2 separate regions of the Mus musculus genome follow, and region 1 is linked to region 2. A link is a loop called in an ENCODE intact Hi-C map of the cell type or tissue named here. Cell type or tissue: left cerebral cortex. All regions are shown on one strand. Each heading gives the region's core, and the rest is flanking DNA. Links, peaks and the distances in the headings are about the cores only. Region 1 has its middle 65 kb from the start of Gm14707. Region 2 holds the start of Pls3 (plastin 3 (T-isoform)).

Region 1 (15,715 bases), core at 4,861-12,860, 310 kb after region 2:
GGCAAAGTGATTGGGACTCTAGCACTTACTAGCTATTTGGTCTTGAGTATGATATTTACCTTCTGCTAGCCTAATTTCCCCATTTATAAAATAGGGGGTAATAATTTTATACATTGCAGAGAATTGTTTTCAAGATTAATTATCTATCTGATAACTAGGTACCATAGCTATGCCTAGAGTCCAGCACTTAGAGGGACTGACCAGCCTGGGAAACTTAGTAAGACTCTGTCTTGTGATTAAATGTAAAGTAGGGCTTGATAATATAGATCAGTGAGAGAACACTTGCTTAGTAAGGGCAAATGTCCTGGGTCCAATTCCTACTTCCTGAGAAACTGTGAGAAACTCAATAAAGTTATTAGTGCAGTGACTAGTTGCTGGTAAATGTTAAATATATGTTAACTAATAATAAAACACACCAAGACCCCTGCAACTCCAGAAGCACCATTGGTGGTGTTTGTTAGTTTGGTCTTCTGTTGCTGTGGCTGCTGATAATGACTCCATTTTAATGTCATATCATATTTGAAAGAGCCATCCTGTTTTTATATTCACTAGTAAAAGTGCAGGCTGAAAAGTCATTATCTTTTTACATCAAAGTACCTCAGAAGCAGAGAAAGTATCCTCATTAGCACTGTACTCAGTCAAAAGCAAATTTTACTGAAAAAGGCAAGAAATGGAAAAGGGAGCTCTCCTCTGCTTAACTCTTTGATGCTTAAAGGATCTCAGCAGTTATTTGGGTCAGTTAACTGGGAAGGAAACTCTTGGGAAGCAAAACCATAGTAAAGTAGCAGCTAGCAGCTAGCAGACACTTTATTGGTAATGAAAATATGTGGTCATTTGTCATGCACTTTGCCCACTTCATATTTCTCTGTTTTGGTTTGACTTTAATCAATCCATTCTTCTTATCATGGGGGTTTCTCATCATGTAATTTAGACTTGCTTGAGCTTGTAATCCTCCTGCTTCAGCCTTTTGAGTTGCTGGATTACAGGCTCATAGCTTCACACCCAAGTCACAATTATTCTTTATTCCTAATACAATGAAGTTTTCAGGTGAAAGGAATTGCAAGAAAAAGAGTACCCAGCATTGTCACCTGTTTAAGACAGGGTGCTCTGGCAGGCCTATAGTATCAGCTACTCAAAAAGCTGTGAAAGAAAAATTGTTTGACCCATGAATCTCCAGACAGCCCAGATAATATATGGAGAATTTATGTGAAAACCAAACTGCCGCAGACCCTTTTGGTCCCTTGTCTGTGTAGAATGGGTCTCTGGTTACAGGTGGACAAGGAGTCAGCGAATGAATGACAGACAGATGCGACACAAGAGATTGTGTAGAATCTGAATGTAATTTGTCAAGTCGAGCATCGAACTTTTTATACAGAAGAATAACAAGAAACCAGGCGAGATACATCTGCCAAGTTACAGTGACACAAAACATTAGGAATGTATACATCAGAAGAAGGTGGGGACCAGGCAGCTGCCACTAAGAATGGTGCCAGGTGTAATGCTAGTCTATTGTTAAGCCCACCACCAGGGGTTCTTAGTAAATGCCAGATTATGCTGTTTCTTTGGGCCTAGTGAAGAAACCTGTCTCGGGGAGATTCCCTAACTCTTTCATGGTAAACCCACATATTCACTAGGCCATTGTGAATTCCCTTGTCTGGGTAAGACTGGCTATTGTCTCAAGTAAACACTCTGCAGGCCAGCAGCCCCTAGCTAGTCTAGCTCTGTTCTTTGTAATGCCTAATTAGTTTCCCCCTCTCTACTAGAAGTAAATTTGAATGTTACTGAATAGATGATCTTCTTACCGAATTCCTACTGAATTCCAAGTTTGTTGGCTTCAAGGATTTTCTGACATTGGAACACTGGGGGAGGCTTAGCTATGTCAAAATTCGATCTTTAAAGGCACTTATAATAAAATAATACTAAAAGAGAGCACGTGGATCCATACACCAGACTAATGCGGAGAAAGGGTATGAGTATATGGGATATGAGAATGCCTGGTTCCAGGAGGTTAAGTTTCCGTGAAACTCTTTGCCTCGTGAGTGCTTTCAGGCTTCTTGGCCTGTCAAGCAAACTACACTGGAGTGTGGGTAGCACCAAACCAAATCAAACACTCTTACCTGTTTCCAGCATCAAGAGTAGTCTCGTCTTTCTAGATGGTATTTTGACCCTGTTGAAAAGAGAAGCCAGTCCATGGAACACCTATGTATTCTCCTAGGAAACAGACTCAGGAAGATGGGAAGCTGCAGGCTACTCGTGGTTCTGTACCAGGTTCCTGGCTAGCCTGTACTACCAAGTGAGTCCCCATCTCACGTTGGAGGAGGAAGAAGAGGAGAAGTAGAAGAAAGGGAGTAAGAAATGACATGGACTTGCCACACCGAGCAGTTGCACTGGCTCTCATACTCCAGCCTGTTTGTCAGCTGAGAAACAACATGGTATAGAAATAAGCACTATTCCTGCCTTCCCTGTACTTGTTCTGCAAACATGTAGAAGAGCCCAGGGCAGCACTGCTCTTCCTTCATCCTGGGGCCTTGAGAGAAGCTAGATCCTAGTCCATAGAATTTTTGAGAAGTGACTACGTTGCTGTAGAACTTGTCGCCATAATATATCCATCTTGCTGTCTTCATTACATTTCTATTGCTGTGAAGAGACCCCCATGACAAAAGCAACTTATAAAAGAGATCATTTAAAGTTGAGACTTGGGCTGGAGAGATGGCTCAGCGGTTAAGAGCACTGACTGCCCTTCCGAAGGTCCTGAGTTCAAATCCCAGCAACCACATGATGGCTCACAACCATCCATAATGAGATCTGATGCCCTCTTCTGTGGTGTCTGAAGACAGCTACAGTGCACTTACATATAATAAATAAATAAAATCTTAAAAAAAATAAAGTTGAGACTCACAATTTCAGAGGGTAGTAAAGTCTGTGACCCTCAGGGCCAGGAGCATAGAGGTACCATGCATATGTTGTGTTGTAGAAGTAGCTGAGGAAGAACAAACGATCTGATGGGAAAATGCCCTGGCCTTTTGAAATCTCAAAGCCCACTCGTAGTAGACACACATCCTCTGACAAGGCCACATACCTCTAATCCTTCCCAACTAGCCCACAAAATCCAGAGCAAACATTCAAATCTATGACCCTTCTGAGGCCATTCTCATTCAAACCACCACACTGACCTTTATAGCATATTTCTACCCTTATACTTGTCAAGGGACTCCTTTGCCCGTGTCAGTGTAAATGTAAAGTCCACATTGATGCAATTCTTTTTTGCTAATTACGTTTAGAGTGGTTTTGAAGCTGCTTTCTTGCTGGAAATATAGCTCAGTTGTAGAAGGCTGCCTAGTACAAGACCATGTAGTGGCAGGTGAGTGTTAGTAATGTCCCACACCCACCCCTAGCCAAAAACAAACAAACAAACCCATAAACAAAGAAAAAAACTAGACAAGAGTCTATCTGATTCAACCCATAGCAGGGTCTTTAATCTATTCAAGCTAGTCTGGGCCTCTAAATTCACCACCAACATGCAGGATGGTTTTTGATGGAGAAATGAGCCCTGAATATCTATTGGGGAAAGACTTTATAGTAAGCAGCAAACAAAGACAGTGCTCGGGGTGAGTGAGTAAGCATCTAATCGGAAAGTTACTATGGCCTTTAACATAATTGGCTGGTGCTAGAAATCAATTGGTAAACTTAGTTCCTATTTCCCTCTCCATTGGTGGTCATTAGGCAGGGGTGTGTTTGTAACCTGGGGGTGCAAATGTGTTGGGGTAATAACCTACAGACACTGGTCTTTTTGGGGGGTGTAATCTGAAGATGCAGGTCTTTTGGGGGGTAAGCCTAGAGACTGGAGACTCGGGTTTTGTTGGAGGATAACTTGGAAATTAATGCACCAGCCTGTTAGTTTGCCTGAGTTCAAGTTCTCTAAAATGAAGTCTGAATGTAAAAGATTTGACCTCTCAACCCTTTTAACTCACTTGTTCTCACTTCTCTCATCTCAGCATTTTTGTCATTTCTGAGAGCACAGGTACAGTTAAATCCCTTTGGTAGCCTTGTCTTCCTTCCTGCAGACACTAATTAGATAATTGCTCTTTTATTCATTTTTAAGAGGAAAACATGCATTTGTGCCAGAGTAATTTTTTGCTATTACTACTTAGAATGGCAGAATACTATTAAGCCTTCTTGTTTGCGGTGGAGGAGGTTAGATTTGGAACATTTTAATAGTTAAGAAGCATCCAGCAATATGTGCATGGTCACTGTAAACAGTAGGCCATTAGAATGTTTTTCTTCATTGTCATTTACTGAATACAACAGAATATGGACTAGAGTAATCTGGAAGAAATGTGTCTATGAGTCCATTTCTGATGTGCCAGGAAGTGTCCATGAACTCCAAAAGACCACCAAGGAGTTGATTAGGGTCTTTTAATTCAAGCTGGAGCTTGGGCTCCCTGCCAACCCTGACACAGCAGGAAGGTGGAGCCCTGAGCCCAGTTTCAGGCAAGCATTTACAGAGGCAAAAAGGGGATATCTAGCCTGGTACACATCTTATGGGGGGCATTATGGCCTTCATCATAATTGACTGGTGCTGGGAGCCAAACCATAAACTTCACTTCTGTTTTCCTTGTGGTTGCTAGGAAGTGAAGTGTCAGGGGTGGGTTTGTAATCTGGTGGTGTAGATTTGTTGGGAAATAACCTGGAAACTGGTGCTAGGTACCAGCCTGTTAGTTAATTTGAGTTCGACCTTTGGTCAGGTTCTTTATGTCTGAACCCAAAAGATTTGCTTTCTCACTTTGATGGTCTGTGATACATGATCTTTGAGTCAATCTGGGATGCCACACAAAGCTTGCTGGACTGCAGTGGAAATGGCATATGCAGGCTGTGGTACCAATGTCTGTATGTATCTGGGCTGAGGCTTCTCAAGGACACATGGTGAGGGAAAAGACAAGAATACTGAATCTCAAAGGTAAAGTGTCTTTCAGTTCTATGGTTCCAAAATCCTGAAAGTGAACTTACTCAATGCTGATTTATGCCCAGAATAGCTTACAAGGCTTCAAATCTGTGATGTACCAAATTGATGCACTCCTCTGCCTGTCGTTCTCTGTTCAGGCCAGCTCTGTGGTCAGGTTGTCCGTTCACAGAAGCACATAAACATGCACACACATACACACTTGCACCATTTGCTACTGTGGGATGTATATGTGACTGATAGGGAATCAGGAGAAAGTAGATGAGGTCATTTCAGCTCTTGTACTACTTGAGCATTTCTGGACAGACCCATGCCAACTGACCTGAACTCAGAACATCCTCTCCCTAGGAAATGCTTGAGACACTTAAAAGAAGCAGTCTTACAATAACTGTGTTTTCTGCTTTCCTTGCCAACAATGTTTAGTAGAGACATCCACAATCCACATAACTAAGTCCAGACATTTTTCCACAACAATTCACTAAATTTTCTAACTCAGGAAAAACATACATTAGAGCAGGCATTGCTGGGGTTGGAAGCCAGGCTCTCCACTTACACTAAGCATGTGAGAGCTACCATTGATCTATAAATCCCAGCTCATAATTCTCCTTTACAAGTTAGATGCCCTTGTTTTTCATGTAACCTAATCAGGACAATTGCTGACCTCCTGTGGGAAGTCCTCCCAGTTGTTCCTAATCCTTCCATAATGCCTGAAAATCCATGTTCCCGCCAAGCCAAGGATCTCTCTTTTAAACTAAATGCTTGTTGCATCTTGAGGACTAAACAAAGATTAAAGCAACAGTTATGGCTTGAGAGCTGAGAACGAGAGATAAAAGCTTTGGAAGAGGGATTTAGAAGTGGCCAGCCCATCTGAGTGGTAGACCATCCAATAGGTCTGGATGGTCTTGCCAGTCAGTTGACTATGAATTCTGTTCTAAGTCATTTCTATCCCAAGCACAAACCACTCACCACATCTTTCCTGTCATCAACCCTCCTTCCTTGTGTATTTTTTTGACAATATTTCTCTAGTAATGTGGTAGGATTGCTACTGTTCCACTTACCCATTAGTGACTCCAGAGTGTATAGCATTTTTCTTACTGTCTCCAATTCTGTGTACCCCTTTCTAAATCAGTCTGCACACTAGTTATTTTCCCTTCATAGTGTTTCACTAAAAGACATTCAAGGAAGTTTACCTGTACTCTAGTTCAACTTCTCAAGATAGGAAACACACACTCAGAATTCTTGAGAGTAGATATTATGAATTTCTTGATATTGCAGCTATGTGAATTTCTAATCATTGGTATGGAAAAATGTACGTCATTGAAATATCAAGTATTTAGGGCAGTATTATTGAGGGCTGGGGGGTGGTTCAATTAGTGAGTGCTTGTCATGCAAGCCTGAATTTGGATGCCCATTACCATGTAAAAAAGTGGAGTGTTGTAGTATGCACCTGTAATCCCAGTCCTGGGTAGATAGAGACAAGGGGATTCCCCGGACTTGCTGACCAGCTTCAGCTACATTAGTGATCTCCAGGTTCAGTGAAAGACCCTGCCTCAAAAACTAAGGTAGAGAGCAACTGAGGAGTAAAATGTACATTGACCAGTGGTCTCTACATGCACACACATACATACTTGCACCCCAACATTATTGAGTAAGGCATGCTAATAAGTGTATGAGATCGGAAAGACAAACATAAATTATGTAATTTACATTGAGGGGGCACAATATTTCTCTGTTTAAGGAGCCTTATGTGATAGAAAGAGAACTAAATGAACAAGAAGAAGAATAAACATAAATATAATAAATTATATATAAATATACACATACACACAGAGATAGATAGATAGATAGATAGATAGATAGATGTAGATGTAGACGTAGACGTAGACGTAGATGGTATGTCAGGTCACATATTTCCACACAAAGCCTAACATTTGGCAGTTTAGTGATCATGCACCAGTATGGCCAATAAGATTGTTTTCAGTGGTGCTGCATGGATTCGCCCATGATCAGATTCTGGTAAAAACTTTTATCATCATTTTTTCAAACACATTAAGATATAAAGTAGCTGTTATTCCTGCAGTGCCCTGGCTTTTGTCTGCATGCCACAGAGAATCTTAATAAAGGGAAGTGACCCTTATGTGCATGGTCTCAGTGTATAGCTCATGCTAGACTTGAATTCACTATGTCTCTGAGGCTGGCTTTGAATTCATGACCATCTTCTACCCTCAAAGATAACAGACATGAGCTAACAACATATGGAAGCTGGCAATCTCCTTCCACATGTGGGACTCAGGGCTCATTCTGAGCTCCAAAGGCTTGGGAGTTACCCACTGAGATAGCTCACTGGCCCTAGTTCCCTTCTCTTCAGCTCTCATTCTTTAAATCTAGAAGCTTTGATGTTATCAAATGACATATAATACTGTCAGAATTCCTCTTCCCCCACCTTCAGGTTTGTTTCATTCTTCTTGTTCTAGGGATTAAATCCAGGGCCTTGTAAGGGTTAGCACTGTGAGCTACATAGCCCCTGTCCCTTTCAAACTATAGAATATTGCCCCAGAAATAAGTATTTGATTCTTTAGTGATTAAAAACATAGTTTGTATTTAAAATCTATTTCCATGGAAATCTTACTCTAAAGATGAATATGCACATAGAAACCAAATTTAGTACCTCTTGTTGAAGCAAAATGGGTGTGCCTGTTTTCTACAAGTTCTGTTTTTTACTCTCATAGCATCTCTGCAATATCCTGCTCAAAAATCCAGCTTCCCTTGGAAACATGGCTTGAAAATAATTTATAATATATAATCTATACCCTCACAGACAGATGGACTTGAGTCACAGAAAATGATATCATTTTGCCTCATCATGCAGGGAGAATTGGGAATAGGAGGCACACAACTTTCACACAGGACAGTAATGTCTCCTTCCTGTTTCCAGTAGTACTATGCTGAACATAAAGTAGGTGAATATTTTGGATTCATGTGTTTTGATGTGAGAGGGTACAAGTCTAGGCAGTCTAACTTCTGAAATTCTGTCCTTCATGCTGTAGAAACACATGCCATAGTGTCATTTACATAGTAGATGTTAAATATATCTCAATTCTTTTTTGGTCTTACTAGAAATGAGAAATATTTTAAGTCAGGAAAGTAAAGGAAGCAGAAAGAGGAAACTAAACACTTGGCCACGGAATCAGAACAGATGGAGAGGCAAACATGGAGTTACTATTCCTACTCATAATCAACTCCCCTATTTTCCACTCTTCTTAGCATCCCCCCTTCTTCTGAAAATCATCCAGTTGGATCTTCAAGTCAATGTACTAGAGAGCTGGCTAGCCTCCCATGCCAGGACTACATCCAAAGCTACACCCACACAAGCCTTGTGTCTACTCTCTCCTGTATCTCATTAACAGCAATGCTGATCATCCCAATAGAATGGGAATATGATGTTTAGGAAGACACTGGATGCCTGAATGCACTTGGCTCAGGCAGAATTTGCCTGTTTGCAGAAGTTCTCTCAGATAGAAGAAAGAGCAAAGGCTGCCTCCTGCCTTCTCAGTGTACACCCTGTAATAAAGCGACGTTTGTGCTGCACTTTATCCTCTCTAAAGGGCTTCTGCAGATGCTATCACTTGTGATCCTTCCATGAAGCTTGTGAATGTGGCAGAGCTGCTTCATTTAGTATTCAGTGCATCCTACTATATGTCAGGCCTTGGGCTCTCCTCTGGGTTAAGCATCTGAGGAAAGTGAATATCTCATCCCTCCAGCTCAACCCAAATCTCTGTCCCGCTCACCAGAATGTAGGCCCACCCCTCACTGATTCTTTTTTTTTATGCATATGTTCTGTGTCTATGAGTATATTCACGTGTGCTTTGAGCCAGTAACTGCATTGCAGAAATCTGCCTCTGTAACTTTCTACCATATTATTTTGAGATGAAATTTCTCACTGAATCTTGAGCTCACCAACTGAGCTCAACAAGTGCCAGTGATCTTCCTTTCTCCAACTGTCCAGCCCCAGGATTATAGGTGCACCCAGGACCACAACACCCAGCTTTCTACCTCAGTTCTGGGAGTTGAACCCATGTTCTCCTACTTGTGCAGCACACCCTTACTTACTGAATGGTCTCACCAGCTGCTCTGGTTCTACTCCTCACAGGCCCTCCTTAGAGCACAATTCAATCATAGATTTATTCATGTGCTGTCTGGCTCTTCTTTTTTGCATTGTAAGCTTCAAGAGAGTGAGGATTTCACAGTCTCCTAAAGGGCAACAGACAGACACACCCAGAAAAATAATAAACTTGTCCTGATGTCTTGGCAGAAGTCTGTTTAGAGCAGGGGCCTCACAACAGAAGGAAGGAATTCTATTGCTGTGTGTCAGAAACAGCCTCCCTGTGGGGGTTCATCTGAGTTGATTCATGAAGCTCCTATAGAGGCAAGCCTTCTAAAAAGAGAGAGCAAAATATAATCACGTGGGGGAATGAAACAACAGGCTGCATTCTGGACACTAAGTATCTTGTTCGTTTCTTGAATGTGTAAGATTACAGTATGTGCATTAGCAAGATAGGAATTTGAAGAAAACCAATAGGCTGGGTGTGGTGTGTGGCTCACACCCACAATCTTAATATTTGGGAAACCAAGGCAGGAAGATCATTTAGACTTTGAGTCCAGCCGAGGCAAAATAGTGAGTTCTGGGCTAGCCTGGGTTATAATATGAGACAGTATCTTACCCAGCCACAAAACCTTTGACAGTTTTTCCTGCTTGCAGAGTATTCTGGGACCACTGGAACCTAGCCTAATCATCATCAGAGAGACCAAAGAGACTCCACCCAACAACCAAATGGAGCAGATGCAGAGTCCCACAGCCAAATATTAGGCTCTGAGAGTCCTGTAGAGGTGTGGGAGAAAGGATCGGAAAAACAAGTAGTATCTGGGATATCACTGAATCAACTGATTGGGACTCATGGGAACTCACAGAGATCAGAGAGCCTCCATTGGGGTGGGGAGTTCTTCCTTATAATATCTTACGAAGGGTGCCCCTTTCATTTAAAAAGAAAAAAAGTACAAAAACATAAAAGAGGAGTGAGATTCCCAGGAGGACTGTGAATGCTGTGCTTTGCAATGTAAACTTTACTCCTTTCACACTGGTAGGAACCAATGATAGGGAATTTTCACTGCAATTACAATTATTCATCAACAACTACTAATACTATCTCAGAACTTTGCATAGATTTTCTTTTTTTTCATAATGTATTTTTTCAATTTTAAATTAGATATTTTCTTCATTTACATTTCAAATGCTATCCCGAAAGTCCCCTATAGCCTCCCCCCCCCCCGCCCTGTTCCCCTACCCACCCACTCCCACTTCTTGGCACTGGTGTTCCCCTGTACTGGGGCATATAAAGTTTGCAAGACCAAAAGGCCTCTCTTCCCAATGATGGCCAACTAGGCCATCTTCTGCTACATATGCAGCTAGAGACACGAGCTCTGGGGGTACTGGTTAGTTCATATTGTTGTTCCACCTATAGGGTTGCAGACACCTTTAGCTCCTTAGGTACTTTCTCTAGCTCCTCCATTGGGGGACCTGTGTTCCATCCCATAACTGACTGTGAGCATCCACTTCTGAGTTTTCCAGGCACTGGCATAACCTCACGAGAGACAGATATATCAGGGTCCTCTCAGCAAAATCTTGCTGGCATATGCAATAGTGTCTGGGTTTGGTGGCTGATTATGGGATGGATCCCCGGGTGGAGTAGTCTCTGGATGGTCCATCTTTTCATCTTAGTTCTAAACTTTGTCTCTGTAACTCCTTACATGGGTATTTCGTTGGTCTTCCTTCTTCTTGATTTTCTTGTGTTTTGCAAATTGTATCTTGGGTATCTATGTTTCTGGACTAATATCCACTTATCAGTGAGTGCATATCAAGTGACTTCTTTTGTGATTGGGTTACCTCACTCAGGATGAGATCCTCCCAATACATGCATTTGCCTAAATGTGAATATAGAGAAAATAATCATGATGGACTTTGATATAGTCATTATTCAGCCTCCACAGCTATCAGCATGGAACTCTCAATGCGTGCCAGTTATTTTCACATCTTGGTCTCTATTTTCCATTACAAATTTTTTGGGGGCTTATTTTTTGGCCTTAGGTATCTGACTTAGGGCTGTTCTGTGTTTCTGAGTTTTAGGGCCATCCCTATTTTGTGATAAAGACTGGGTACATTAAAAGACAACAGGTTCATGTGTTTTGCAAATCGTATCTTGGGTATTATGACCTTCTGGGATAATATCCACTTATCAGTGAGTGAATATCATGTGTGATCTTTTTTGATTGGGTTACCTCACTCAGAATGATATCCTCTAGATCCACCTGGTTGTCTCATAATTTCATAAATTCATTGTTTTTTATAGCAGAGTAGTACTCTATTGTGTAAGTACAGGGCCACATTTTCTCTATCCATTCCTCTGTTGAGGGACATCTGGGTTCTTTCCAGCTTCTGGCTATTATAAATAAGGTTGCTATGAACATAGTGGAGCATGTATCCTTATGACAAGTTGGAACATCTTCTGAGTATATGCCTAGGACTTGTATTTCTGGATCCTCCGGTAGTACTATGTCCAATTTTCTGAGGATCCACCAAACTGATTTTCAGAGTGGTAATTCCAGCTCACAATCCCATCAGCAATATAGGAGTGTTCCTCTTTCTCCACATCCTGGCCAGCATCTTCTGTCACCTGAATTTTGGATCTTAGCCATTCTGATTGGTGTGAGGTGGTATATCAGGGTACCCCCAGAGCTCCCTGGGACTAAATTGCCAATCAAAAAAAAAAAAACCCAAAAAACCAAAAACACATGGTGAGACATGTGTCTCTAGATGCATATGTAGTAGAGGAGGGCCTAGTTGGCCATCAATGGGAAGAGAGGCCCTTGGTCTTGCAAAGATTCTATGCCCCACTATAGGGGAAGGCCTGGGATAGGGAGCAGGAATGGGGGGGTTGTAGAGCAGGGGGAGGTCGAAGGGGATAGGTGATTTTCAGAGAGGAAACTAGGAAAGGGTATAGCATTTGAAATGTAAATAAAGAAAATATCTAATTAAAAAAAAAGACAAGATGTTCAGTTTGGCTCCTCATTAATTAATTAATTCTGGACTTATGCCATGCTGGATAGTGAAGCTAGGGCTATGCAATTGACAAGCAAGTTCTCTGGATTGACCTATAGCCTCAGGTTAATTCATCCTTCATCCTTCTTTCTTTTTTCATTTGTTACAGAAAAACTAGTTGTTTCATTTTGAGTTGGACTCACTACATGGTCCAGATAGTCCTTGAACTTGTAATCCTCCTGCCTCGGCCTCCTGGGTAGTTAGTACTGTAGATTTGTATCTTCAGGCTGAGAGGTTGTGGCCTTCTAGCTAGAAGACCTCCAAGACAGCCTGATGAGAGTCTAAAAGGTCATATGAGACCTAACAAAACAAGATTTTATAGTAGACGTCTTATTCAAGACAAATGAATCCATATAAGTGGTAGAGTCCTGAGCATCTTTTCTTCCCAGTAAATTTTTTATTTATTCACTTTACATCCAATTATACCAATCAGAATGGATAAGATCAAAACTTCAACTGATAGCACACGCTGGCAAAGTATGGAGAAAGAGGAACACTCCTCCATGCCGGTGGGACTGCAAGCTTGTACAACCACTTTGGAAATCAATCTGGCAGTTTCGCAGAAAAATGGGGATAGTTTTACCTGAAGACCCAGAAATACCACTCTTGGGCATATACCCAAAATATGCTCTACCATACCACAGGGACACTTCTTCCATTACGTTCATAGCAGCTTATTCATACTAGCCAGAAATTGGAAGCATACCAGAAGTACCTCAGCTGATGAGTAGATAGAGAAAATGTGGTACATCTGCACAATGAAATACTACTCAGCTATTAAAAACAAGGACATCATGAAGTTGCAGGCAAATGGATGAACTAGAAAATATCCTGAGTGAAGTAACCCAGATCCAAAAAATCATGCATGGTATGTACTCACCGATAAGAGGATATTAGCCACAAATCACAGGATACCCACACTACAATCCACAGACCCGAAGAAAGTATAAATAACAAGGAGGACCCAAAGGAGGATGCCTGAGCACCTTTTAAAGGGACTACCTTGTCCTGCCTATTCTGTCAAATAATAGGCATTAAATCTCAATGTGTTCCAGAGGGGACTGTATTCAAAACCATCTGTGACTGCATTACCTAAGAAAAGTTATCCTCCCAAACTTAGTGAAATAAAACCAAGGTCTGAACATAGCATGTGATCTGGTGAACTAATAATAGGGTAGGTCTGATTCCTACAGCATAAGCTCACACCACTATGTAGTAGTCTACTGATAGGTGGATTGGTTTGGAGGCCCAAAGAGCTTCATCTTCAGTTCCATGTTTTGATGGAAATGAAATATCTGAATGGAGGACTTTGGTATAGTAGTCTCTACATAGACTTCTGGTTTCCTTCCCGAACAAGGATCCCAAGAGCATTCAGTGGGAGTTCCATGACCTGGTTTGCCCTTGTTTTAGAAGACACACAACATACATCCTCCTACATTGACAACAAGTTATTTCTATTCTTAGACTTTTAACATTTCAAGTATGCCTCTCTATACTCTCTTCATCCCCATGGATTGCTCACAACTGAATAATGTATATTGCCATTCTGTCAAACTTCCTGAAAATATGGATTTACTTAATCATCGACCCATACTTACAAGTCCAGAATTTTAAAAACATTTTAAAGCTGAGGGGACAGAAACCAAGATGTTTGTATCACCTGTCAAAAGCCACAAGACCAGCAGGGCATGGAAGCCCATTCCTACAAAATTGGCATTTGGAAGGTGGAATCAGGAAGATCAAAAGTTCAATGTCAACTTTGGCTAAATGAGATCCCATTTTTATTGTTTCCTTTATCTAAGTCACAAAACTAATAAGTGTTTCAGACATGACCTGATCTTTAATTTACAGACTATGCCCTTTCCATATTGCACTTTTATAATGGGGATTCCTGGGGAAGTATTAATAGTGAAATATATAGGTATTGCTTATTGAAAAGAATTTCCTAGCTGTAATGGAAAAGGAAGATGTATTGGAAAGGGCCAGAATGGAGACAGAACCAACTCAATGGCTGTAATTAGTCTAGGTAAGTCCTTCTAAAATTTTAATGTGCAGATGAATCACCCAGAGATCTTGTTAAAATGTAGATTCCAATTCCAGAATGAAGCCCAAGATTCTTTCTCTAATAAGCTGCTGTTTGGCCGAAAGCCACATTCTGTGGAGCATGAGCATAAGCAGGGGATGATGGAAAACAGAGTGAAAAGACAGGATGTATAGGAGTGGTATGCCAAGATGATGTTACCACTCCCAGTTTTCAATGGATTCATATTGATAGGCTTGGGCGTTCAAACAATTATCCTCCAAGCTATCAACTGTGTAGGTTCATTTTGACTGGATTGAGAAATACTTAGGAGATAAGGCACATTACCTATCAGAATATTTTCCAGGGAGGATTAACTAAATGGGGAAGACCCACCCTGAGTGGGAACAGTACCTTCCCATGGGCTTGGTATACAGATGGAAAAAGGAGGAAGGGATGAGACTGCCAAGGTGGGCAGGCATTCTCTTTGCTTCTATGCCACCAAGAACTAAAGACATTCCTCTATGGCACAATCCCATCTCATTTTCTGAGCTATGATCATAGGGCCCAGTGACTAGGCACTGAACTCTCTGAAACCTTAATCCAAGATACAAACATTTAACCAAGGACAACCAAACTAGAGCTGGAACACAAACCTTAGCTGATTTTTCATCCAGCTCATCTGCCATGGAGGGAATCCTACAGTGCAGTCACAAAGCATGAATTGTCTAGCACAACCCAACAACAAACATCTTGCACCTCACATGTTTTAATTTGCATTTGTTATGTTTAAAGCTTATTGACCTTATGTATGAATTCTTTTTTTTTCTACTCAGCACCATTTCTCTAGCATAAAGTTGACCATTAAACTAAAAGTCATGTGTGTTATTGTATAAAGTTAAAAGTTAAGTAAAGAAGCATTTTCATACATTAAGACTATTAAGATAACTGCCACCCCACAGCCTTGCCTGTATCCAAGAAGGCCTGCTCTAACTAGGGACACTGAGATACATGTGAGAACCCTGCCTGGATACCCCCACCTGCTGGGACCCCACAGAGTCTTGCAGACATAGGCTCTGCCCTGACCTGTTGGAGCATCTGCCTTCCTTTTCATACCTTCACCTGCTTTAGAGGAAGATGAAAGACCAAAGAAGCAATGCAAAGTTAGCTATGTACGCCAGCTATCACTGGCCATTGAGTCTTATTTATATTCCCTCCAAATATCACATACCTCAGCAAAATTCCATGTGAATCTCTATCAGATGACATATCCAGAAACTTCCATTTCATTCTGCCAATAGGCCTGAGCCCTTGGAAGCCACAAGAAGCTAACAGAACACCACCAGAAGTTTTTTGGTGAGTTTCTTTCTATGAATTTACAACAAATAATGACCACTGAGGAATGACAAGTTGTACCAATACCATCCAGCATCATCCACTGTCTATTGAGTTACATTTATAAACCTTAGCATCATGCATTCTTTGATGTGTTTGCTTTAGCAAAACATCCTTTTACCTGTGTCTGCTTCAGTGAAGCATTCATTCATGTGTTTGCTTTAGCAAAACACATTTTCAACTGTGT
Region 2 (15,715 bases), core at 2,877-10,876:
AGTTAACAGCACTAGCCACTCTTGCAAATGACCTGGGTTTGGTTCTTGGCACCCATGTCGCAGCTTACAACTAGCAGTAACCCCAGTTCCAGAGAAACCAGAGCCCCCTTTTGACCTCTGTGGGCTCTAGGCATCTACACAGGGCACTTGCACATGTTTTTATCTATTCTTTAGTGGTTTGTAGGTCATTTTAAAGAGAGATGTATTCCAGGCTAGCTTCAGACTTAATCTTGAACTACTGGCCCTCCTCCTTTTGCCTCCTGAGTGCTGAGATTTACACACTGTGCCACCATGTTTGGGTATTGTTATACTGGGGAACAAACCTAGGAACTACTAATGTATGCTAGACAAGTACTCTACCAGCTGAACTATATCCCACCCCACCCAATACATACACACTCTAAGGGACTAGATATACTAAAGTTCCTCTGTCTTTATACAGAGCTCTTCCTCTCTCTCTCTCTTTCTCTTTTTTTTGGGGGGGGGGTCAAGACAGGGTTTCTCTGTGTAGCCCTGGCAAGGAGAGTGTAGAACATGAACTCAGCTATAAACAGAGACAGTGGCTGAGAATATATTGCATTTTATACAATGTAAGGACTTCCTATGTTTACATAAAATCATAATGTGTATATGCATTCATTTTTCAATGCGTGCATAATAACTTAGGATAATCAAACCTCTATTTTCAATGCACAAGTTACAGTATTACACAAAATACCTTTCCTGGTGACTATTTTAAGTCACAGATGGTTGAAGTAAGAAGGTGCAAATTAAAAATGAAAAATGATTTTTCATAGTAAAAATCACCCACTCTTACAAACTAGCCATGATTTTCAGTTATTCTCAAGCTATTTAACTGGGCTGGCAAGATGGCTCAGCAGGTAAAGGCATATACCATCATGTCCGATGACTGAATTCAATTCCTGAGACCCACATGATAGAAGAACTCCTCCTGCAGGTTGTCCTTTGACCTTCGTGTGGACCATGACACATGCACATACAGAATAAGAAATTATATTAAATCAGAACTACCAGATGACTCAGCTACCATTTCTGGCATATACCATAAGAACTCTGTATGCTACCACAGAGATACTTACATATCTATTTTTATTGCTGCTCTCTATTCATAACAGCAAGGAAATGGAATCAGCTTAGATATCCATCAGCAGATAAATGGATAAAGAAAATGTAATACAAACACAGTGGGTAATTTTATTCAGCCATAAAGAAAACTGAAATTTGCAGGAAAATGGATGAATCTGGAAAGCATTATTTTAAGTGAGGAGGCTGAGATTCAGACAAAATTCCCATCCTCTCATGTGTGTATCCTAGCATATAATGTTTATATGTATGTAAACAGGCAAAAGTGAGTGTGGGCACGGGCTTTGAAACTAGAACTGAGACTATTAGTGTGGTGAGAGGTGTGGAGGAAGAGAAAGCACTCTGGCACACATGTGCTGAAAGCAGGCAGGAGGGTGGGGAAGGCTACAAGGGGGGAAAGGGGAGAAGGGAGGTATATGAAAATAAACCATAACAAACTGTTCGAAAAAAACCACAGTGAAACCTAAATGTGTGTATACTAATGAACAACTTAAAAGAAAAAGAAAATTGAAGAGAACAGACTCTGTATTGACAACCAATAAGGAAAAATAAACAGTAACAAGGAAAAAAATCAATTGATGACATTAACATGCTATGCTGAATAATATTTAAGTAAGAAAATACAATAACTGCCCCCCCCTCTGTGTGTGTGTGTGTGTGTGTGTGTGTGTGTGTGTGAGGGATTCTTGGGATTGAACCCAGAACCTCATGCAAGCAAAGCAAATGTTCTGCCATTGAACTATGCCCCAGTCATCTGAAAAGGCCTGTTAAAGCCCTAGCAGAGTTATTAAATACAGCTACAGTATGCTGGATGTATATAGCACCTGTCTGCTGAAGAGCCAAGCTTTCGCATAGCTCACTTATCCTTTCAACATGCCTGTGAAATGCATAGATTAAAAACAGATGCCTTAAAAATCAAGCAAACTCTAGCTATGAGTACAACAGTGATTTACTGAAATGGGCCTATCTGTCCAGACATCGGAGAAATGAAAGAGCAGAGATTCAACACCCAATAGAATCAGCAACACTACATTTATCATCAATCACATTTCTAAGCTTTACGAAAATTTAACTTTTTCATATTATAAAAATCGGTCTATATCCAGGCCTGGTGGGTGCAAGCCTAAAATCCAGGACCCTCAAGAGGATTACAAGTTCAAAGGCTGGCTCGGTCTACAAAGTGAGTTTAAGGCTAGTCTGGGTGTCATAAGCAGAACTCTGACTGAAAGAAAAAGTAACATGTGAGCCCAGCATATTGATCATTAGAGAATGAATTGCCTGGCATGAGGGAGGCACTGATATCCACGTCCAGCCCTGCAACTATAACACGAAGTTAAATGATAATACAACTGAGAACAGGGCCTGGAGTGATGGCTCAAGTGGGTGAGAGAACTGGCTGGGCCTCTAGAGGACCTGGGTTTGATTCCCAGCACCTAAACTGCAACTCAAAACTTTCTTTAACTCTAGATTTCAGGTATTTGGCATCTTCTTCTGGCCTCCATGGGCACTAAGTACCACAAGTGATACACAGACATACATGCAGGCAAAACACCCATATACATTAAAAAAACAATAATAAACAAATATAAGTGAGAATAGCCAGACTACAGCTATATTCAAAAAGGAATTCCAGCCAACTAAAATCATTGAGCTACTGCACTTTTCAAAACTGAGAAAATGCTTAGTGTCTAGTACATAGATGGACTAAATGTTATTTACCAATATAACAATTTTATGTGAGTTTCTCAAGATGAAATTCTGGCTCAGTGGCAGTTCCTCTGAGGCTATATCCAATCAATATACTTGTACCTCCATATTTTGTTGGGTTTTTTTTGAGACAAGATCCCATAACTAAGGTTAGTCTAGAACTCATTGTGTGCACTGGCATCTGATATGTTGAGATTACAGGCCCTTCATACCACACCCCTCCTCTCTCAGCATTTTCTATTAAATAGAACATTTCTTCATCCCTAGAACAATCCCGACTCGCATTTTACTTTCAAGTGTAAGAATATGGCAACGTTCAATACTACTGAATTTAGCTGTGAATCTTTTGAAATGGCCTCCCCTCTATAACTAAAATAAATTGGCCCATGTATTATGAGATTGGATTTTAAGAATGGCATTTAAGGTCTGGGGAGATGGCTCTGCAGTGAAGTGCTTGCTATGAAGGCATGAGGGCCTGTGTTCGGATTTCTCAACATATAAGCACAAAAGACAGATGAGGTAGCATGTGCCTGAACTGACAGACAGCACTGAGGAGGTGTAGACAGGGGGATCCCTAGGGCTCACCGGCCAGCCAGTCTAACCAAATGGACAAGCTCCAGTTTCAGTTAGAGTCTCTGTCTTAAAAAAAAAAAAAAAGGAGGCAGGTCATTGAGAAAGAGACTTTATGTCCATCTCCATAAGGTACACACAGACACAGACACACATGGGGTGGGGCTTGTCATGTAAGCATTAGATAGTTGCCACAACTTTAAACAAAGGACTCCAAACTGAAAACAATCACAACAATGCATCCAAAAAGCTTTGGAATCCTATATCACATTAAGCTTACATTATATGGCATACCACTCCCTAGAATAAGTACAGACTCGAAATGTGAACCCAGCTCGAAACTTCTAATCTTATGCTTACTTTTTACAGGTCTGTCTGTCCCCTTTAGATAATTTTCTATAAAAAAAAAACCAACCTGCCATACTAACAAGTACAAAATAATTCTAAAACACAGATATTCAAGCTGCCATATATTGATAGATGTTCATTTTCAAATCTCATTTCATACCAGTTACTTTTAGAATCAGTTACAATAAATGTCTTGCTTTATATAGTTCCCACCCAGAGTATACTAGACTGAATACAAATATAGATCTCTGCCATTGTAATATATGCCAAGAATATGATATCAAGAAATGTAAAAAGCCAAGTAGGAACCACACCTTAAACAAAACACGGAGTTAGAAGTGGACTTTCTTCCTTTGTCCAAGGGCATCACTTGAGTGTTCAAGCATCATGGCCAAGCTGCCCCCTCCCCCCTTATTATGACAGCAATCATATTCCTTGCCTAGGAGAAAAAATTCACTGGGTTTCTGATAGTATACTGAGTCATACTATTCTACCATAATAATCGTGGTCAAGTTTAATATGGTTTTTTTGTTTATTTGTTTGTAGAAGAGACTTATCTCCATCAAAATATTACTAATCCTACTCCAAATGTCACAAACCTAGTCACATTTTAGCAATTAGACTCTAAAGATCATCAAAGAGACTAGACATTTTAGGCTTCAGTGTCTAAAAGACATAACTGAAGCATAACAGAAGCAAAACATAATTTAGCTTGCATCCCAAATGGGATACAAGGGTAGAAATTAAGAATTAGAGTTTCAGACCAGGCATGGTAGGACATGTCTTTAATCTCAGCACTCTGAAGGCAGAAGCAGGTGGATCTCTTTGAGTTTGAGGCCAGCCTGGGCTACAGAGCCAAGTCCAGGAATGCAAGGGCTTGTTACACAGAGAAACCATGTGTCACAGAAAAAAATAGGAAAAAAAGAAAGAAAGAAAGAAAGAAAGAAAGAAAGAAAGAAAGAAAGAAAGAAAGAAAGAAAGGAAGGAAGGAAGGAAGGAAGGAAGGAAGGAAGGAAGGAAGAAAGAAAGAAAGAAGAAAAACAGATTCACAGTCTTCCAATTCTGGCCAGCAATGAGAGTTGTTTTAACTGTATGGACATTTCAAGAAGTGCTATGGACCAGAAAGTAGTGGTAATTCTATTTATTGGGTAGCACATCTTGCCATGTCATGTGTGGGGGTCAGAGGATAACTGTCAGGAGTCTGTTCTCAACAGCCATTAGGTGGTACAGGGATCAAAATCGGGTTCTCAGGCTCAGGATTCTGTTTGTATATGACTTAGACAGCCTGCAGCCCAGCTTGTCAGGAGTGTTCCACCTCTTAGAAATGATTTCACACTGGGTTTGTCTGAATTGTTTTCTGTTTCTTTGATTTTCATTTTGTTGAGAGAAAGAGAGAAAACATAAAGTTTGATGAATAGGATCTGGGAGGGCTGGGGGGGAGAAAAATATGACCAAACTATTTTGTATGAAAACAATTAAATAATGATTAAAAAGAAAACCATGAGTATAACTGAGAGAGAGAGAGAGAGAGAAAGAGAGAGAGAGGGAGAGGGAGAGGGAGAGAGAGAGAGAAGCAATTTAAACCATTTTTCTTCTTGCCTTATTGAGCCAGGCTCTCATTGAAGCAAGCTAGTTGATTGAGGGTGTCCTGGAATCCCTGATTCCCCTGTATCTGCCACTTAAATGCTGGAATGAGAGATGTAATTTAACCACGACTGGCTTTAAAATATTTTCATTTTGAAATAATTTTGGCTTGACAGAATAACAACAATCATATAGATGATGTTGATCTTCACCCAGCTAGTATCATTTTATATATCTATCTAAACATCTTTTAAAGCTAGGAAATTAACAATGGTTATTAGTGTCTACTCACGTACACAGTGCTGAACTGCATAAACAATGTGGTTTTTTTTTAGTTAAGTTAAACTTTTATTAGAAATTCACTCTAAAATTATATTGTCACCTTCCTTCCTTCCACTAGGGGGGCTCATCTCTATGAGTTCAGGTATAGTTTAAATCCATTGCTAGCTAATTTGTGCAACAGGCTAGCCTGCACATCAGGACCCTGTGCTTTTAGATAAGTGTGGTTTTCAGGCTCAGAATCTTATGTACAGCTGAAAACAGAGTGCAGGAGGTATTCACAGGTTACTTAAATAAAAAGTCTAGGAGGAAAGACGCAAAGCAAAAATCTTTTATATATTCCCAGTTACTTTAAAAAAATATAGTGTGTGTGTATGTATGCAAACATAAAGTGTGCTAAGAATGCTATGTAAAGGTTAGAGGACAAACTGCAGGAGCTAGTTCTCTGCTATCCAATTGGTCCAGGGGGTTGGACTTGGGTAGTCAGGACTGACTTTTATCATGTGAACCATCTATCTCTAAAGGGTCCTCAACCCCTAACCCTCATTTCCCTTTTGTAGGGTTTGCAGTACTTGATTTTAAGTACTAATATGTGTAAACTGAGCCTGTTTTTGCAAGTAAGTGAGACTTTTAAATTCCTGACTTGGGTGACTCCTCTACGTGTTTCCCTTTCCTTTTATTTTTCTTCAATTTCCTTGTTTTCTTAACTCATACACTTATTGCTTGAGACAGGGCATCATGTAGTCCTTCTTGGCTTTGGACAGCTGATGCCCCTGCCTCAGCTTCCCAAGTGCTCAGCTTATAATCACTTGCCACCACCACACTTGGCTGTTCTACACTGTTTTCATATGTGACAATATATAATCTAAATAGGGAAACTTCCACTATGGGACAGTATGGGAAAGTCCTTTCAGAGACTTTCAAACCACCACACAGCACAAAACCCAACCAATTTTGGAAATTTTGTATCAAGTAGGTCTGGGTATGGTTTCTAAGCCAATAAATTTCAAACAACGAATAATTGATAGTTAATTTTACACAAGAGATTGTTCTCTACCTTTAAGTAGATGCCCAATATTGAGAATAGTATAGGGCAGATTAAAGGGTAGTGATGGTTTATTTTTTAACACTATCTTGTGGGATACGTCTTCAAAACCAGCCATTTAGGGATGAAATGAGACATGAGTTAAACATTAGCTTTCTTAGAAGATGATTTTAAAATTTAGAAAAGGTATATGGAATTTCTGGGAAACAGATATATGTCACCACATAAGTACATTTGAAGCCTTTGTTTTGAAAGCAGCTTTTTTCTTATTTTATTATTCTTTTTAATTTTTAATTTTGCTTAAAACCACAGCAACAGATCACTTTCTGCTCCCCTCATGCAAATCTAGTTCAGTGGATGCTAACTGACACACATCGCCCCTCCCACCAACTCCCTCCACACTTTTGTCTTGGTAGTTTGGGGAACATGGGCCTCAGCCATTGCATTCCAGTTTTAAAGTCAAAAGAGGTCATGTGACTATTACCCTAGGGGCATCAGAGACTTAAGATGCGGGATGCCAATTGGCAAGTGTGGGACCTCGGCCATTAAGTTGCAATTCACAGTAAACTGCATCTCAGTGTTCAACTTTAGTCTCCCAAACCCATTGTGATGTTGAAATGGAGTAAATGCTTACTGTTCCGTAGGTTTTTAAACCTACACTTCTACCTACCGTATTCACTCAAGCTCCTTCACCCTGTCTGCATTACCCCTGAGTAGAAGGGTGATAGCAGCATCCCTCTGGTCTGATCCTATATGACTAGACGCCCCAGTTTAAATCCAAGCTAGACCTGCACCACTGGTGTAGTCAGTTATACAGCTCCAGTGAAAAGCCAGTCTTCAGGATGTAAACTGTCAGCAAAGCTGGAGCAAGCAAGGGCCTGGAGCCAGGGGAGGTTCAGAACCGCCAACACTTGAGCTAGTGGAGCAGCAGCAGCAACTTTGGGACTGGCGACCGCAGGGCTAGTCGGCGTCCTCAGGCCTCTCATTAGGTCGCTAAAGTAAGCAGGCGGAGAAAAGTAAACACAGGCAAGTGCAGCTGAGTCTGGGAATGGGGCTTCAGCCACCATCTCGGCTCAGCCTCCCAGGGGTCCCAGAGCGGTCCCGGGTGCTGCAGCCCTGCTCGCTAGCTCTGAGTTGCACAACCAGAGCCATCGGGACTCAAGCTGACCGCCAGGGCGCTGCTAGGGGAGAGAACCAAAAGGTACCTCCGGGCTAGCCTGGAAAGCTTCTGCCACCGAAAGGAAAAACAAAACAAAACAACAACAACAACAACACACACACAAAACACCAAAAACAAAAACAAAAAAAAAAACAAAAAACAAAACAAACAAACAAAAAAACCAAAAAACTGCTTACTCATAGGGAGTCGCGGCGCAGTCCCGAAGCTCAGCCTAAGGGCTGGGGAGAGGAGAGGGCAGAAGGTGGGCCGCCGAGGCCAGGTTCCTGGGGGGGGGGGGGGTACCGCACCCGCTCCGCGCCCCGCCTCTTTGGGAGCCTCGGGGTCCTCAGAAACCCGCCGGGTCACCTAGAGCGGGCGATTTGGAACTAGCGGGAAGCGACCTACGCTGCTAGCTCTGGGATTTTCCAGCGGCTGAGGAGGAAGGGAGGGAGGGAGGGAGGGAGGGAGGGAGGGATGGATTGAAGAATGGCTGTAGCTGGAAATGGAAGGCAGAGGGAAGATAGGCTTAGGATTTCCACTTCAGGGGTGGTCGCTGCCTTAGGGAATCTGGGTAAGTGTTGGCTTTTAAGCCCTTCGGTCTGTGGTGGGCAACAAGTTAGGAGGAACTAGAGAGCAGTCGCAGCGAAGAGCAGAAAAAGTGATGGCAGAGGGTGGTAATAAGGAACCCTTTGGAGCTCCCACCCATTCCGTTGGCGAGGATCGCCCGGGAGCCGAGCCTCAGACTCCAGATGAAATTTTCTTCGATCTCCCCCTTTGCCCAACCCCCGTCCCCTAGTATAACACACGTTCCTGCTAAGGTTCCCGGAGATGCTCTCACCAGGACCCACTCTTACCCACGCCCAGGAAACCGGCTCCCCTCGAGCCCTTGGAACTGCAAAGCACTTACGTAAAAGTCGCAGAGTCGCTGATCTGGCTCTACAGCTTCCGACCAAGCACTCAGACAACTTCTGCCCCTAGGAATCTCTGCAGCTGTGCTTCTAAAGCCAGCGCTCCCTCCCCTCTTGCCAGCCTCCTCCGCCCTGCGGCCACAGCCATTGGCTCAGATGGTGTTCACAGCGGCCTGGGAACCAGGAAGAGGATTGGGCCAGGAGCCTGTCACATCAACTGGGTGGGGGAACTGAGAGACCCGGCAGCAGCAGGGATGGGCAATGAGGAGGGATGGGGACTGGAACTCTGTTTGCAAGCCTGTTTTTCCATTCCCTACCTGGTGGAAGAACTTAGAAGTAAATCTACAAGGCTTGGCGTGGAATGCATGTTTCACAAACATTACTGAAATAACTGTAAAGTTGGGAAATTCGGAGCATGTTTGAACGTCTCCTAGTTAAGTCAGGTATGGGGTTGGCGGGGGGGGGGGGGGTTACGGTGCCGGTTTTTTTTTTTTCTTTCTTTCTTTTTCTCATCATTGGGAAGGTATAGTACTTCGCTTTGATTTCTTCAGACCTGACACCAAAGGACTCCAACTGGGGAACCTCCCAGCTACTGCCCCTTTGTTTTTGCTTGGTTTGTTTTGAGAGAGGATCATACTAGGTAGCCTCAAATTGGCGTTCTCAACAATCTAGTACTGGAATAACCACCTACCGCCAGCACGCCCATTTCATCATAGTCAGGGAAAGGCCCGTGTGTTCCTGGCACCAGCCAAATGAATTGTTGGCCTAAATCACTTGTCTGGTAGCTTTGTCCTTGAGAGGGAGGAGTGAGAGGTGAGTGAGAGAAGGAAGAAGTGGTAGACATCACTTGGTTGCACTGGAGTAGTCCCTAAGTGGGTCTCCTCTGGTGGGTGTCCTTTCCCCAGAAACAATTGGGGGACACCTTTTCTGTTGCCCACGGTTCTGCCCCTGTGCCATCATCTACACTGGGTTCCTCTCTGTTTGTTTTTCGATCCATGGGCTCATCCTAGCTCCAAAATGAGCTTGGAGGGCCAAAAGTCTAAGTGTCCCTCTGAACCCTAGCTAGATTGTTTTATATGAGAACCATAGAACCCCCCCCCCCCAGTACTTCCTGCTTGGCAGCGTTCCAACCCTAAGCACATTGTTGTTGTTGACCAGGAAGAGTCTGTTGGGAAGTTTGGTAAAAATTTAAAGTTGGTTCAGGTAAGTTCCATGTTACATATGCCAGGGAAGAATTCGACAGTATGAGGAGCTTAAAAATTGAATTCAAGGGCCAGCAAAAGAGCTTAGTGTGGAAAGGCACTTGCCAAGCTGTCCTAAATGGTGGAAGGAGAGAGCTGCCCTCTGACTTCCACTCATGTGCCTTGAAATATGTGCAATGCAGCGCACACACACATAAATAAATAAATAAATAAATAAATAAATAAATAAAATGCAATGTATGTGAACTAATAAAAGTTGTATGATCCAGGAAGTATTTACAAGGATTTTATCATAAAAAGTATAAAGTTAAAATTAATTTAAGTAATATATGTTTTGTCCCAGTATATCTAAAACTTATAATTAGACCTTTTTATAGAGGAGCTCTGGACAAGGAAACTGAGGCAGGAGGATTGCTGAAGTGTTCAAAGCTAACCTGTGCTACATAGTGAAATGAAGGCCGGGAGGATGGGGATAGGGGAAGCATAGGGCTTGTAGTGAATACTAGGCCTTCTTAAATGAGGGAGGCCACCTTGTCTAGAGGCTCGACCAGCAGGGAAACACTTGGCACTGGGGAAAGGCCCTGTTAAATATTAGTCAGTGATTAGCCAACTAGGAGACCTTACAAAAGGCACAGAAAGGTGAAGAAGAAATGTGTAAGCACTCATGCTTTTCTGAGATAATATATCTCTGTTATTGGCGATGTTGTCCTGCGTCTGTCTGGGTTCAGCACATGGTGTATTGCCGTGCACATTTCTAGGAGGCTCCAGAAGGAGATTCTTAGTTTTCAGGAAATGGCACATGGCTTGGTGTGGTCACTGGCACACTTTCCTCACAATTTCTGGACACACTAACTAGGGAAGGTTACTTTTGCAACTTTTCTTGTGCCAGTCCCTATTGAATAGTCCCTGCCTGCTTCTAATTTATCAAGAGGGCCACAGTGTTACAATATAGGCGAGTTTGTCCAGTTTAACTTGAATTCCACTTTTACCATGGTTTTCCAGTTCTAGCATTTAGAAGAAAGCAGAGAGGGCCAAGAAGAAGGCTCCATTAGTAAAGGCACTTGCCACAAGGCCCGACTCTCTCTACTCAGGCCCAGAAACATGAGGTGGAAAGAGAGGATTGCATTTTTATTCTTCTCTCATATACTACATCCCAAATACAGTTTCCTCTCCCTCTAACCCTCTCAGTCCCTCCCCACCACTCCCCTCTCCCCCAGGTCCATTCTTCCTCCATTTCCCTGAAGGAGAGAGCAGGCCTCCCAGGGATAACCAACGAACATGGAAAAACAAGATGCAATAAGACTAGGCACAGATCCTTATAGCGAAGCTGGATGAGGCAACCCAGTAGTTAAAAAAGGGTTCCAAGAGCAGGCAAGAGTCAGAGACACCCCAAGTCTCACTGTTAAGAGTCTCTCGAGAATGCCAAGCTACATAACCATAAAATATTTGCAGAGGAACTAGCTCAGACCCATACAGGACCAGTGATTGTTACTTCTCTCTCTGTGAGCCCCTATGAGCCCTGCATAGGCACATGTTTAATTAATTAATTAACTAATTAATTAATTAATTAAATGTAAAGTAAAATAAGCTAGATTGTAACAATTCTGCAGTGTAGAATGACCGCACTTATTTATAATCCCAGCACTCAGGAGGCAGACGCCAGCTTGGGCTACAGAGGGAAAACCCATTTTCAGAATGTAAAACAAACAAAATCCTTCCTGTAGACAGGAAGCTAGTATAGTTCTAAAGTGTTTGTCTATCATGGGTGAAGCCCTGGGTTCGATCTCTGCCTGAAATGACAACACTTAGGAGACAGGCAGGAGGCTTGAGTTCATCCTTGGCTGGGATACTTAAGACCCTGTAAAACAAAACAAAAGAACACAAAACAAGCACCATTTTGTTCATGTTCATTATTTTGTGTGTCTCTGTGTGAACATGTATGTATTCATATGAATGCATGTGTGTGCCAGGAAGTCTGGAGGTCAGAGGATCACCCCAGGTGGTATTCTTTAAGAAATGGTGCCACCACCCTGAGTGCAGGAGGGATGGTGAGAGGGTGTCTGGAAGGAGTGGGAAACGACCAGGATGGAAAGTGAATAAATAAATTAATCGGAAAAAAAGAGTTAAATATAATTATATGTTTAAAAAAGAGATGGGGCCACACACTTTGTGTTCCTCTTCTGAATATATGTGTGTGGTTTGTGTGTAAGTCTGAGTGTTCACATGTAGTTGGGTTCATGTGCAAGCATGTCGGTGCAGAAGCCTAAAATTGGCCTCAGAGGTCTTCCTCCATTACCTTCACCTTATTTAAGGATGGAAGGTTTCTGGCTGAACCAGAATACTCTAATACTCCTGGGCAGTTTTCCCCAGGGATCCTGTCTCTGCCTCCTGAGTACTGGGATTATAGGTGGCCACCAGGACTTTCAGGTATTTGCTGATTCCACCAATAAGATCTTTATCCAATGAGCTATCTCCCCAGCTATTCATTTCTCTCTCTCTCTCTCTCTCTCTCTCTCTCTCTCTCTCTCTCTCTCTCTCTCTCTCTCTCTTTCTCTCTCTCTCTCACCTCTAACTCCAGTCCTCAGGTTTGCCAGGCACTGAATTACTTTCCCAGACCCCTTTCCCCAAGTCTCCAAGTGTTTCTACTAATAAATAGTTTCCATCAGCACTAAAGATCTCAAAGTTCAAACAATTGAGCTGGGGGTGTAGCTCGGTTTTAGAATGCTTGCCCACACGGAATAGTGCACTGGGTTCAATCCCCAGCACCCAAAACAGCCTTCCCCCTTCAAAAAAAAAAAACCCTCAGCCAAACATCAGTCTTTAATGCTAGTTTAGCAGTGCATACTTTTAAAACCGTGCTACCTCATTATCTCAGTAACTTTCCAAGAGATAATGTGTGCCTTTCGCACAGAAGCACACTTTTGGATTGTAGTTGAGATTCCTGTTTGACTAGCCCAACAGTATAACCCTGGTGGAACTCCTTTGTAATGAGCTGCGTGATAGCCAAAGATATAACCTGGCTACCTTTCATTTCAAAGTCATTTTCAAAGTTTAGCATTTGGATCTAAGGAGCAGCACGCATGCACGCATGCACACACGCACCCATGTACCCACAGAGATGTATTTAGACTGCATTCCTTTATGCCAACAAAGGAAATTTAACACAGAAAGGATGGTTCACAGAGTTAAACTAAAGTTGGTGGTTTTCTTATCTATGTAAATCAGCATGCCCTGGTGATCTTTGGTGTCCCCTCCCCTGCTTACAGGCAAGTTATAGGCTCTAATCCATCCTAACAGCACCTTACAAAGTACTCTGGTATGTAGAAGTTCACTGAATGTTTATTGAACTAATGGTTATTTTATGGATTTATTCTTGTAAAACACTAGTAAGGTAAAGGCTAGATAGAGGTCTCTTAGGACCTTGTGAATCAATAATCTAAATGGTTTTAGCTCTGTCCTTCTGACTCCAATTTTCTATCCATCTCAGCTTTATGATAAGTAACTTAAAATGGATATCACAAAAATTTGAAAGCATGTCCTCCTGTCCTCCCTGAAGCTCACAAAAAGATCCAATTTCTTTTTCGGTGTTCTCTCTCTCTGTCCAGTTGACCTTTCTCTTGACCTTTCTACTTGTGTATTTCCATTCTCTCAACTTTTTCAGTCTAACCCACAGGTTAGGAGCCTGAGGTTTTCTCACTCTCCGAGGGTTCTTATCTGTTTATTTTGTTCTATTCTGATGTGTTTGTTAGTTTTATTCTGTATTACTATGTTTTATTTTGTTATTAAATATAAATTAGCCAGGTAAGGTGGCACTTGTCTTTAGTCCCAGGGAAACCTTGTCTTGAAAAACCAAAATAAAAGCCAGGCGTGGTGGCGCACGCCTTTAATCCCAGCACTTGGGAGGCAGAGGCAGGTGGATCTCTGAGTTCGAGGCCAGCCTGGTCTACAGAGTGAGTTCCAGGACAGCAAAGGCTATACAGAGAAACTCTGTCTCGAAAAACAAAAACAACAAACAAACAAACAAAAAAAAACCAAAAAAAAAACCAAAATAAAATAAAATATAAAAAATAATTAATTAAAAAATATGTCTGGCAACATTATGGCACAGTGGGTAAAGGCGATTGCTACCAAATTTGACAAATTGCCTGGGATCCCTGAGACTCACATGGTCTCATAGAAGAAGAAGATGCCCACTGACTTTCATGGTCATACTGTGCACAAACAACTGAGCTTGTCACATACTCATACACAATAAACATCTTTTAAAAAAATTTTTTGGGGGGTCGAGACAGGGTTTCTCTGTGTAGTCCGGACTGTCCTGGAAACCAGGCTGGCCTTGAACTCACAGAGATGCACTTGCCTCTGCCTCCCAAGTGCTGGGATTAAAGGTATGTGCCAGCACTGCCCTGCTACAATAAATTAATAAATATTAAAAAATTAAAACTAGTAAAAAAATAAGAAAATGATACTATTCTTCTTATATGTTATCATAATGTGATTTGATCACACAAACTTTAAATAACAAAATCTTAAAAGAATCTTGATCAGCTTAATATCAAACTGATTTACTTACTGGTTTTAAAGTTACATGGTGTGTGTCTGTAAGTATGTGTGTGCATGTGTGTGTATATGTGGGACCAAATGTATGTTTGTGTGTTTGATATGTCTGTGTGTGAGTATATGTGTGTCGGTGTATATACGTGTGTGAGTATATGTAAGTGTGTGTGTGACTATGTGTGATTATGTGTGTGTATATGTGTGTGTATGCGTATGTGTATGTGTGTGATATATGTGTCAGTATGTGTGTGTATGTGTATCATTATGTGTGTGTATGTGTATGTGTGAGAGTATGTGTGACTATGTGTGTATGTATGTGTGAGTATATGTATCTATATGTGACTATGTGTGTGTATGTGTGTGTGTAAATGAGTATGATCCACCTTTACTAGGCATTGAACTTGAGGCTTTGAGTATAGGTAGACAAGCACTGTAGTTCTAATCCCAGTCCCAGCCCTAGCCTCAATTTTGTTAACTTATTGTATCTACCTCACAATTTATTTTCAAGCCAGAACTCATTATTTTTTAAATTACATTTTACATGATAATTGTAGTTTGGGTATGGTGCATTAGATCCTTGGACTGACCCTTGATTCCTCATTTTTATTTAACATGTTATGACATAATTTTTTATTAAAATGATGTATGATTTAAAAGACTTCTCATATAATTAAAATGTTAGTCAAGGAGGAAATCTTTTTTTTTTATAAAATATATTTTTTATTAGGTATTTTCCTCGTTTACATTTTCAACGCTATCCCAAAGGTCCCCCATACCCACCCCCCCCCCCAATCCCCTACCCACCCACTGCCCCTTTTTGGCCCTGGTGTTCCCCTGTACTGGGGCATATAAAGTTTGCAAGTCCAATGGGCCTCTCTTTGCAGTGATGACCGACTAGGCCATCTTTTGATACATATGCAGCTAAAGACAAGAGCTCCCGGGTACTGGTTAGTTCATATTGTTGTTCCACCTATAGGGTTGCAGTTCAAGGAGGAAATCTTGATAGCCCTAAGAAGTTCTTTAAATTTTTGAACCAGGGAGCAAAAATTTCGATAATCATTCCTATTGCTTATTGAGGATTGTTTTTTTATATTTCCAACTCAAAATAAACTCATATGTGAATCATGCTAATTTTTTGAATAAGCACTTATGAAATGTTTTTCTAGCTGCAAAGGTTAATCTGAGTCTTAATGTTTGCTAAGGCAGGCCAGTTGTTTCACGAAGACTTTGTCAGAAAGAAATTAGTAAGACA

What was found. Peaks named below come from ENCODE experiments on the same cell type or tissue, not always from the same donor. Only the 100,000 strongest peaks of a DNase experiment are listed, where the experiment ranks them.
Region 1: it touches region 2 in a loop (5-fold over the local background); 4 of 42 quality-filtered maps call a loop at or near these places.

What each region holds. Positions count from the first base shown.
Region 1 is chrX:76,173,372-76,189,086 of GRCm38, forward strand. No RefSeq gene overlaps it. Among named protein-coding and RNA genes, the nearest start is that of Gm14707, 65 kb to the right of the region's middle. In left cerebral cortex, for the core only: no CTCF peak of the experiment used is centred there; DNase peaks (open chromatin) are centred at 8,253 and 9,278.
Region 2 is chrX:75,866,345-75,882,059 of GRCm38, forward strand. It overlaps Pls3 (plastin 3 (T-isoform)), which reads right to left and starts at 8,826. Exons shown (of 16, transcript NM_001166453.1): 1 at 8,704-8,826. In left cerebral cortex, for the core only: CTCF peaks have their summits at 5,704 and 7,818; DNase peaks (open chromatin) are centred at 5,727, 7,532, 7,763, 8,257 and 1 more place; H3K4me3 peaks cover 2,497 bases; H3K27ac peaks cover 1,261 bases.